2 separate regions of the Homo sapiens genome follow, and region 1 is linked to region 2. Evidence: read pairs that join two places in POLR2A ChIA-PET (ENCODE). Cell type or tissue: PC-9. All regions are shown on one strand. Links, peaks and the distances in the headings refer to the core of each region. The heading gives the core; the rest is flanking DNA. Region 1 has its middle 5.6 kb from the start of CDKN2AIP. Region 2 has its middle 27 kb from the start of CLDN24.

Region 1 (5,378 bases), core at 101-5,100, 90 kb before region 2:
CTCCCAGCAGAGCCCACAGGGAAGAAAGCACAAGACAATGCTAGGATGATAACCAAGCCTCACCCCACCACTGCCCTCACTAGAAATCTACTCAGAGGAGAAAAGGGAGAGAATTCTAATGAATTGAGAAAGATCCACTATCATCCCAAATTGAGTTTCAAACAAGTGACTGAGTTCACAGGATTAAATTTTCTGCTGTAAGTGGAAGCCCATTCACTGAAACTGGTTCTGTAGCATATCTCTCTGAAGACATCCAATAAAAATTCCAGCGGCAAGCTGGCTTTTCTGCAGATGGCTTTCCCATGGAGCAACATGAAGGGATTGCCCCTGTTCCTGGATGTGACTGTGGAAGCAAGAAAGCCTTTGGCAGGAAGGTCTGCATGTGGAGAGGCTTGTGAGGAGCAAATACTCCAGTTATGGCCAAGGTTATGACTTGATGTGAGAAATACTTCATGGTGAGGGGAAATATTTTATGCTAATGATGTGTGAGGACACAAATCTGCCAAATTACAGTGATAAGGTGGGATGTTCTGAAAAAGTAAGAGAATGTTTTAAGAGTGATCCCCTCTGTTAGAAGCTTTGAGAAATCAAGTAGGATGAAGATAGGTAGTAACAGTCTGATTACGGACTGGAGCCACCTGTGAGCTTGGCAAAAGCCGTTTTTACTGCAGTGATGAAGACTCCATATCAGAGTGAGTTCAGGAGTCGGAAATGGAGATATTTGGCTGTAAAGGGGAGAAGATAGAGGAAGCTGGACAGGGTCATGGGGTCAAGGTGGCTTCAATTTCAGATGGGAGTAGCCTGAGCATGTTGCCCACTGCTTGAAGGCAACTCACAGAAAAGGAGAGTTTGAGGATCTGAAGAAAAAGAGGGTAATTAGCAATTTCTGCAGACATAGGTGTGGCTGGGATCCACACACAGGTGGAGAGATTAACCTTAGGTGGGCAGACACTTCCTCTGTTTTAAAAGAAGACGTTTGTAAGTTTGGAGCTGAGACGTTGACATGGAGGCCATCTGATGGTGCAGAGAATGCTCGCAATGGATATTTTAGAGGGCAGAAGAGCAGGCTGCCTAGATGAACATAGTCTTTTTGGCCAATTTAAAATTACAGGCTGGGCGTGGTGGCTCACACCTGTAATCCTAACACTTTGGGAGGCCAAGGTGGGCAGATTACTTGAGCCCAGGGGTTCAAGGCCAGCCTAGTCTACATGGCAAGACCCTGTCTCTACAAAAAATACAAAACATAGTTGGGTGTGTTGGTACATACCTCTAGTTCCAGCTACTCAAGAGGCTAAGGTGGGAGGATCACTTGAGCCCACGAGGTCGAGGTTGCAGTGAGTTGTGATCGCACCGCTGCACTCCAGCCTGGGCGATAAAGGGAGACTGTCTCAAAAATTAAAATAAAATAAAAATATAATGTGTGCACACAAAAATGAAACATCTAAGTAGAAAAAAAGAGGCATAAATGAAAGCAAACAATCTCCCTCACTCAACCTGGTCCCACTCTGTGGACATCAGCATTCATGTCATTTCTATCTTGATTTCTTTGGGTGATTATTTTCATAACTCCAAATTAAATGCTTATACTTCCATTTCTTATTTTTTCAACTTTAAGCAGTACTTATTTCACTCCTGAATGTTGAAGCTGAGAAATCCATATCATTTACACTACCCCTTTTTTCTCCTAATTTTTGTTATCTTTTATTGTTTTCCCGTTGGCTACCTGTCATAAATTCAAATATTATACTTAATCATCATTTTTAAATCTATCAACTTCAGGCAGGTAGCTCTTGATTTCCACATCATGTAAGAAAATTCTGGAGAGACCATATTACAGATATTTAGATATTCCCAAAATATGCGTTCAGGATAAAATCTAATCTCTAGTGATAAATCGACAGCAGATGGATAATTCTGAAGTTTTCCTACTTACCTGCAGGATTTATGCCATTGTTTTTACATTAAGCCTTAACATTAATAAATGTTAATAAATTTGTTTGCTGCTGTGAGGATTAAGTAGATTGCGAAGTTATATCTTTCATGGGGGTGAGTTTCTAAAACCAGCATGTAAATGGAAGTCAGATGTGACTCCACTTTACCTTCTTTTCCTGTAGTGTCGCAATTGACCTCTACGCGGTGGCTCATGCCTGTAATCCCAGCACTTTGGGAGGCTGAGGCGGGTGGATCACCTGAGGTCAGGAGTTCAAGACCAGCCTGGCCAACATGGTGAAACCCCGTCTCTACTAAAAAAATACAAAAATTAGCCGGGAGTGGTGGCGGGCGCCTGTAATCCCAGCTACTTGGGAGGCTGAGGCAGAGAATTGCATGAACCAGGGAGGCGGAGGTTTCAGTGAGCCAAGATCGCACCACTGCACTCCAGCCTGGGTGACAGAGTGAGACTCCATCTCAAAAAAACAAAAACAAAAACGAAAAAACAGAAAGGCCCCTTGGGCATCTACTGATGTGAAGTTAGAGAACTATGGACTTTCTCTACAGGTTCACAGATTTTCGTTTGATTAATTTCGGTTGCTAGTGACAAAAAATTATGATTTAAAATGGCTTGTGCTGAAACAAAAAGGGAATTTATTGGCTGTGTTATTCAGAGTCCCGAGGGGGACTCTCCCCCGACTGTGGGATCCAGGTACTGAAACAATATAGTCAGGAAACCTGTTTCTCTTGTCTCTACAGTCTCAGGCAAGCTCTTCCTACGGAGTGGCAAAATGCTTCCTATTAGCTCACAGCATACGTTCTTCATAGCTCAGCAACTTCAGTAGCAAGAGAGCTTCTCTTTCCTGGTAGTTTCTGCCAGCGTCCTAAGGTTCTGTTGGGAGTTCTTTTGTCCTGTTGAGTCATATATCCCTTACATAAACACTATCCAGGTGTATGAAATGACTGTACAGGTCTGAGTCATGCACTCGCCCTAAGAATGATAAAATATCTGAGTAAGGTCAGTATCATGCAAGGAAAATAACAAACTCAATAAATAAAAGAATTTACACTCAAGGAAATGGAGATAAAACAATATGAATAGAAGGATGGCCAAATACCAGAAAAGATGTTAAAGAAACGATAGTAGTAAGCAGGTTTAAATGACACAAGGCAATTCTAAGAGGCACTGCTGTCAGGATGGCTTCCATTTTAGCCAAAGTGAAAAACCTTTTTATACCAATTTTTACATTTTTATATGCTGTTTCGTAGAGCCTTAAGGAAGACAATTTCATCTTTTTAGTCTTCATGTTCCTCCTCATGCCGACAAGGTGAGATATTATTATATTTTATTTTCCCATCCCTTTGTGAAGCTCTACACCTATCCCTCATCCCAGAATGTGGGGGATTTAAATCTACGAGAGAGATGGAGATCAGAGAAGAGTTGGTATTTGGAGAACTGCAGTTCAACTTCCCATAAACCAATAAACTTGATCCTGATTCTTCAGAATCATGGAAAATTTAAGCTGGAGGAGGACCTTAGAGATTGCATTTATTTCGTAGACAAAGAAACCTAGGTTCAGAGTGGTTAACTTACTGTCCAAGCTGATTATTGTCCAATGATTAACTCACAAGGTGTGGTGACTGAAAGATAAATAAGAACTGAGCTAAGACTTGTTAAATCCAGGCCAGGTACAGTGGCTTACGCCTGTAATCCCAACACTCTGAGAGGCCAAGGCAGGCAGATCAGAGGTCAGGAGTTTGAGACCAGCTTGACCAACATGGTGAAACCCCGTCTTTACTAAAAATACAAAAATTAGCCAGGCATAGTCGTGCGCACCTGTAATCCCAGCTACTCAGGAGGCTGAAGCAGGAGAATTGCTTGAACCCAGGAGGCGGAGATTGCAGTGAGCTGAGATCGCGCCACTGCACTCCAGCCTGGGCAACAGAGTGAGATTGTATCTCAAAAGAAAAAAAAAAAAAGACTTGTTAAATCAAAAAACTAAGATTATGACCACAATAATCCACTTAATTGTTGGGCCCTTTGGGAATTAGGAGCAGGAAGGATAAAAAAAAAATTGTGCTTCTTTGTACCCAGGGCTCCAGTTCATCAATGTGTGATTGCCTTGTAAATGTGAGCAGCCAAGGAAGCAGAAAGGAATGTTCCTGGAGGGATCTAGAAAGCCAGAGGAAAGAACAGCATAGAGCTTAATTTAGTGATCAAAAATATAGACTTGGGAGTCAGACATTCCTGAGTTGGAATTCTGGTTCTGCTAATTACCATCATTGTGTCCATGGGCAAATTATTTCACTTTTCTAAGTCTTCGTTTCCTTACCTGTAAAAGGGGATACCAGCACCTATGAATCATAAGAAATAAACGAGATGATGTCTATAAAGGCACATAGTTTAAATCCAATTAATGAACTTTAGAAACATTTTAGGTTTTATTTGGTAATATTGACAAAGTTTAATAATTGTTTGTTGTTTATGCAGAGAACATTTTTTTTCAAATAAATTCTGAGTATGGTAGGTACAAATCTCTGTCCATAATTTCAAGGTGTGTAAACAAATGTAGCTACAGTATTTTCCTCTGATTAAATTTTTGTTCTTTTCTTTTTTTTTTTTTTTTTTTGAGACAGAGTCTTGCTCTCTCGCTAGCCTGGAGTGCAGTGTCACAATCTCGGCTCACTGCAACCTCTGCCTCCTGGGTTCAAGCAATTCTCCTGCCTCAGCCTCCCTGGTAGCTGGGATTACAAGTGCACACCACCATGCCCGGCTGATTTTTTGTATTTTTAGTAGAGAACAGGGTTTCACCACATTGGCCAGGCTGGTGTCAAACTCCTGAACTCAGGTGATCCACCCACCTCGGCCTCCCAAAGTGCTGGGATTACAGGAGTGAGCCACGGCGCCCGGCCTAAATTTGTTTTCTATTTTAAGGTCCCATCCTACCAAATGGTGGAAACTTAATTTCAGTCACCTGAAGATTTTACTTCCTTCTGTACGAATTTGAGTATCCATTCCAGGGAGCTGACACAGTGCTGAGGCACAAAGGCAGGGTCAGGGACAAGGTGAGGCGCTCCCAGGCATCCCCTGAAATAGCCATCTTCCCACCAGGTTTTGGCCCACAAAGGCCACTGCTGCTTCCTCCTCATCCCTGTAGCAGCGCCTCTTTAGGTCAGGTGACTCTCCCTGCTGTGCTCATGCCCCTCTCAGGCACGGGTGAACATTCCATCGCCTACTGCACTGTGCTGGGGAGCACAGGTTCTCTCTGAGGCCCTCTCAGTCCACTTGCCCACACATGGCACACTGTCATTTCTAGTCTACTCCTCTGTGCCGTGCCAGGGAGAAGGGATGGATGCTCCAGATCTTGCAGCTTCGCTGGCTTCTGCTGGGAATGGGCATGGCCACCTTACTCATGGGTCCCCCAAACCTTTTAAAATTGCCATCATCC
Region 2 (5,378 bases), core at 253-5,252:
AAATACAAAAATTAGCCAGGTGTGATGGCGTATGCCTGTAATCCCAGCTACTCAGGAGGCTGAGGCAGGAGAATTGCTTGAATCCGGGAAGCAGAGGTTGCAGTGAGCTCTTTCAAGCGCAAGTTACAGAGACTTAGCATGAATTACTGTAATAAAAAAAAAACAGGCAATGGCTGGGTGTAGGAGCTGATGCCTGTAATCCCAGCACTTTGGGAGGCTGAGGCGGGAGAATCACTTGAGCTCAGGAGTTTGAGACCCACCCGGGCAACATAGCCCGACCTCGTCTCTACAAAAAGAAAAACAAAGGACATGAATTGACACATAACTGGGCAGGGCCAGACTGGTGCTACCTGTAGAATGGACTAGATCCATGACTGAAACACACCGTCAAGTCTCCCCTCCCTCTTGTCTCTCATACTCTGGCTTGCCTCCTCATCTGCGTTACCTCTCCCCCATCAGGCTGAGGTTGAATGGCCATCTCTGCTCTTTCTGTCTTCTTTGTCGAAACGACAAGCATGCAAAACCCTGCTGAACCGTGCGAGATAAATAGGAAATCCATCCCGGTGGTGATACTGGAAGTGTCACCTCCAAATCCATAGGAATCAGCATGGAGAATTGCTAAGCTTCTTAGGAGAGGGACCCCAGCTCCCTTTGTCTTCTCTCTGAGTCTGCACAGGGCTGTCTTCCCATAAGGACACACTCATGTGCTCCAGCGTGCGCTCATTGTAACTGATTCCATCTGCAATGACCTTATTTCCAAATAAGGTCACCATCCGAGGAAGTGGCATGACGGACTTTAACAGAGCTTTCTGAGGCGACACCGTTCACTCCGGAACAGAGACTGAGATGCAGCTGCCTAAGAAACGCTCTGGGCTGGAATGTAAGTGAAGAAAGTGGCTTGGAGTGCTGCCACTGGGTTAACTAAGGAGAGGGCTGAAATGACCCGTTTCAGGGGACCCATGGGACACAAGCCTGATGGGCACAAGTTCCTGAGGGAAATGGAGAAGAGAAATTGGGAATTGCAAATACAGAAAAGTTGTTTTAGGAGTTGCTGTGAAGAGAGGGAGAAAGATAGGGTAGTGGCTGGAACAAGACGTGGCGCCAAGAGAGGGTGTGTTGTTTCGGGGAGGACCCTTAGCCCATGCTGATGGGTGAGAGCCAGAACAGAGCGGAGAGTGGAGGATGCCTGAGAGAAGGGGGAGGATTGCTGGAGGGGAGAGGATCTGTGCTCAAGGAAGGGGTGGTTTAGAAATGGCAGCCACAGGCTGGGCGCGGTGGCTCACGCCTGTAATCCCAGTACTTTGGGAGGCTGAGACGGGCAGATCATGAGGTCAGGAGTTCAAGACCAGCCTGACCAACGTGGTGAAACCCCCTGTCTACTAAAAATACAAAAATAAAATTAGCCGGGTGTGGTGGTGCGCACCTGTAATCCCAGCTACTCAGGAGGCTGAGACAGGAGAATCCCTTGAACCCGGGAGGCGGAGGTTGCAGTGAACTGAGATCATGCCATTGCACTCCAGCCTGGGTGACAGAGCGAGACTTCGTCTCAAAAAAAAAAAAAAAAAGAAAAGAAAAGAAAAGAAAAGAAAAGAAAAGAAAAGAAAAGAAAAGAAAAGAAAAGAAAAGAAATGCAGTATTCAGGCCTCCTCTGAGCCGTTCAAGTGCATTTAAACTGTTCAGGCTTGTGCTGAGCCGCACAGGCGGGAAATCCTTGGGTGAAATACACTGACTCACTGATGAATATGTGTAGTTTTGTTCCTGGAAATACTTGTTTCTCTGGGTTATTTCACTGTGTTGGGATAATTTTGCATGCTGTTCTATCTGGATCTGCCAGACTTCATCTGGACAACAGATGCATCAGCTACACTAAGGCCCGATCCGAGACTTCTGATGCATAAAGCATGCAACTTCGCGCACGGATGTACTTTCCATTTGAAGTACTGCTAGAGATTTGTGCCCTCAAACACGGGAATTTTGGTAAGTTCTATTTCACACCATTTCCATAAAAAAGAAATATGTTCCATTTACTATGATGTACTATGCATTCTGAAGGATATATGAAACGGGCGAGACCTTCCATCTCGACGAGGTGTTAATGAGAACAGAATCTACTGCTTACAGTTTTATGTATCTGAGGTTGGAAGATTTTCCACAGGCCAGCATCTGGTTCTGCACACTTCAAACCTTGTGTCTGTCACTCTGTAACCAGAAAGGGGTCCCGATCCAGACCCCAAGAGAAGGTTCTTGCACTTCGCACAAGAAAGAATTCTGGGTGCATCCACAGAGTAAAGTGAAAGCAAGTTTATTAAGAAAGTAAAGGAATAAGAATGGCTACTCCACGGACAGGGCAGCGGCTTGGCTGCCCACTGATTACACTTATAGTTATTTCTTGATTATATGCCAGATAAGGGGTTGATTATTCATGAATTTTCTGGGAAAAGGATGGGCTATTCCCGGAATTGAGGGTCCCTCCCCCTTAGACCATATAGGGCAACTTCCTCACGTTGCCACGGCATCTCTAAACTGTCCTGACGCTGGTGGAAATGTGAGTCAGCATGCCAATGCATTATAATCAGCATATAATGGCAGTGAGGACAACCAGAGGTCACTGTTGTCACCATCTTGGTTTGGTGGGTTCTGACCAGCTTCTTTAACACGTGCTGTTTCATCAGCAAGGTCTTTGTGACCTATATCTTGTGCCAACCTCTTATCTCATCTGTGACTAAGAATGCCTAACCTCCTGGGAATGCAGGAGGTCTCAGCCTCATTTTACCCACTGCCTATTCAAGATGGAGTCACTGTGGTTCGATTGCCTCTGACAACACTGCTTTTGGAGTTCTGGGGCCAGCCCCCATGGCCACATTCACCTTGCCATTGTGCCACAGCCAGCGTCGTCAGGCAGGCTGTGATGCCGGGCACATCAGCAAGGTAGGGAGTGGGAGGGTGACCAGCAACCTGATGCATGGGAATAACTGTCAACCACAGAGACGTTGCCCCTAACCTCAATTAAATGTAGCCCCATTCGATTTCTCCTGAGTCAAATCCCCCAAAAGCAGATGCTCCAACGCTGGCCCCCATGAGGGGAAGGAGGGTGAGGGGAAAGACAGGGAGGGAAGAGAGAGTAGCCTTGACTGATTGCAAAGTATCCTACTCGCAAATTTTAAGAAAAACATGACCAATTTGTGACCAAATTACTAGGCCCCTCCCAGGATCTGGAACGGACTCCTGCGGGTGCAGGGCCCTGGAGCGCACTTACATTAGCATCACCAAGTCCGCCTCTGGTGCAAAGAGGTGGTTTCCTGCCATAAGAAAATGGGCGCAGGCGTCCAGCAAGACCGTGGACTCCCATAGGTTTCTGGCCCTCTACCTCCAGACCGACCCCGCAGAGAAGTGTGGATTAGAGGAACTAACAAAAATAGCACGTTCTGTTTTTTCCCATTTCTCAAGGCGCTGTGGAATAATTATTGCTTGTCCCCATCCACCACAGAAATCTGCAGCAGCAGTCCAGGCCATTGGGGCCAGTGTCTGGGACACCGATATTGGGGCAGGACAGGGTCAGGAGAGGAAAGGGACGGAGGTGGAGGAAAGCAGATGGGCTCCACCACTGTGCTGGGTGTTGTACCACTCCTGCACCCTCTTCAGCTCCATGGGGAGACTGTCTCCTCCCTGTCACTTATTTCCAAGAGCCTAAAAGCTAGACAAGAGGAAAGGCGCTGTCTGGTGGAATGGCAGCTGTATTAGGGTCCTCTGGAGAAACAGAACCCCAGGCTCTCTGTGCATAGAGAAGAGGCGATCTACTGTTTGGCTCATGGGTTATGAGAAGGAGGCTGAGAAGTGCCATGATCTGCTCTCTGCCGGCTCAAGATCCAGGAATGCTGGTGATGCAATTCAGTCTGAGGCTGAAGCCCTGAGAACCCCAACCCCTGGGGCCTGGGGGCTGGGGTTGGAGGAAGGGCTCTAATACAAGCCCCAGAGTCCAAAGGCCCTAGAACCGGGAGCTCTGATGTCCAAGGACAGAAGAAGATGGATGTCTCAGTTCAAGGGGAAAGAGAGAGAAAGGGAGAATTCAGCCTTCTTCTGCTTTTGTATTCTATTCGGGCCCTCAGGAGATGGCATGATGCTCATCCACATTGGAGAGGGAGGTCTTCTTTACTCAGTCCACCGAGGCAAATGCCAGTCTCTGCTGGAGACACCCTCACAGACACGCCCAGAAATAATGTTTCACCAGCTGTCTGGGTATCCCTCAGCACAGCCAAGTTGACGTATAAAATTAACCATCACAGCAGCAGACAGGGGTGGTCAGTCAGGAGCTCTACGGTCCCCGTGTCTCCCCGCCCTGTAGCTCATCCCTCCCTGCTCCTTAGCTTCCCAAGAGGCACCTCCACTAGGATCTGGCCTTCAGCCCAAATGGGCACTCCCTGACAGAGTGGCCAGTGCCCCCGGGAAACATGAGCTTAGAGACCAAAGTAACTAGGCACCCTGCGGTACATCATCATAAAAGAAAAGCCAAAAAGTGGAACAACATATACCATCTAAAGCAGAATTATTGGAACAGGCTGACTAGGACTTTAAAATATTTATTATTTAGGGCTGGGCGCAGTGGCTCATGCGTGTAATCCCAGCACTTTGGGATGCCGAGGTGGGCGGATCACAAGGTCAGGAGATCGAGACTATCCTGGCTTACATGGTGAAACCCCGTCTCTACTAAAAATACAAAAAAATTAGCCAGGCGTGGTGGCGGGTGCCTGTAGTCCCAGCTACTCGGGGGGGCTGAGGCAGGAGAAGGGCTTGAACCTGGGAGGCGGAGCTTGCAGTTAGCCGAGATGGTGCCACTGCACTCCAGCCTGGATGACAGAGCAAGGTTCTGTCCCAAAAAAAAAAAAAAAAAAAAAAAGTATGTGTGTATATATATCATTTATTTTAATAGAAAAGGAAGATATTGATCATATAAAACAGGAACAATAAGTCATTATTTATTATTATTTACTTTATTTTATTTTTGAGATGGAGTCTTACTCCATTGCCTAGGCTGGAGTGCAGTGGCGCTACCTCGGCTCACTGCAACCTTTACCTACTGGGTTCAAGTGGTTCTCCTACCTCAGCCTCGGAGTAGCTGGGATTACAGGTGTCCACCATCACACCCAGCTTTAAGCCATTATTTTTAAAGAACTAAGGGCCGGGCGTGGTGGCTCATGCCTGTAATCCCAGCACTTTGGGAGGCTGGGGTGGGGAGGGGATCACAAGGTCAGGAGATCGAGACCATCCTGGCTAACATGGTGAAAACCCATCTCTACTAAAAATACAAAAAATTAGCTGGGCATGGTGGTGGGCACCTGTAGTCCCAGCTACGTGGGAGGCTGAGGCAGGAGAATGGCGTG

What was found. ChIA-PET counts read pairs that join two places held together with the same protein. Peaks named below come from ENCODE experiments on the same cell type or tissue, not always from the same donor. Only the 100,000 strongest peaks of a DNase experiment are listed, where the experiment ranks them.
Region 1: POLR2A ChIA-PET joins it to region 2 with 16 read pairs; 3 of 35 experiments call an interaction of 5 or more read pairs at or near these places.

The regions. Positions count from the first base shown.
Region 1 is chr4:183,436,380-183,441,757 of GRCh38, reverse strand. No RefSeq gene overlaps it. Among named protein-coding and RNA genes, the nearest start is that of CDKN2AIP, 5.6 kb to the left of the region's middle. RefSeq lists an enhancer at 2,562-3,761. In PC-9, for the core only: no CTCF peak of the experiment used is centred there; DNase peaks (open chromatin) are centred at 277 and 2,867; H3K4me3 peaks cover 570 bases; H3K27ac peaks cover 2,100 bases.
Region 2 is chr4:183,346,279-183,351,656 of GRCh38, reverse strand. No RefSeq gene overlaps it. Among named protein-coding and RNA genes, the nearest start is that of CLDN24, 27 kb to the right of the region's middle. RefSeq lists an enhancer at 2,150-3,349. In PC-9, for the core only: no CTCF peak of the experiment used is centred there; no DNase peak of the experiment used is centred there.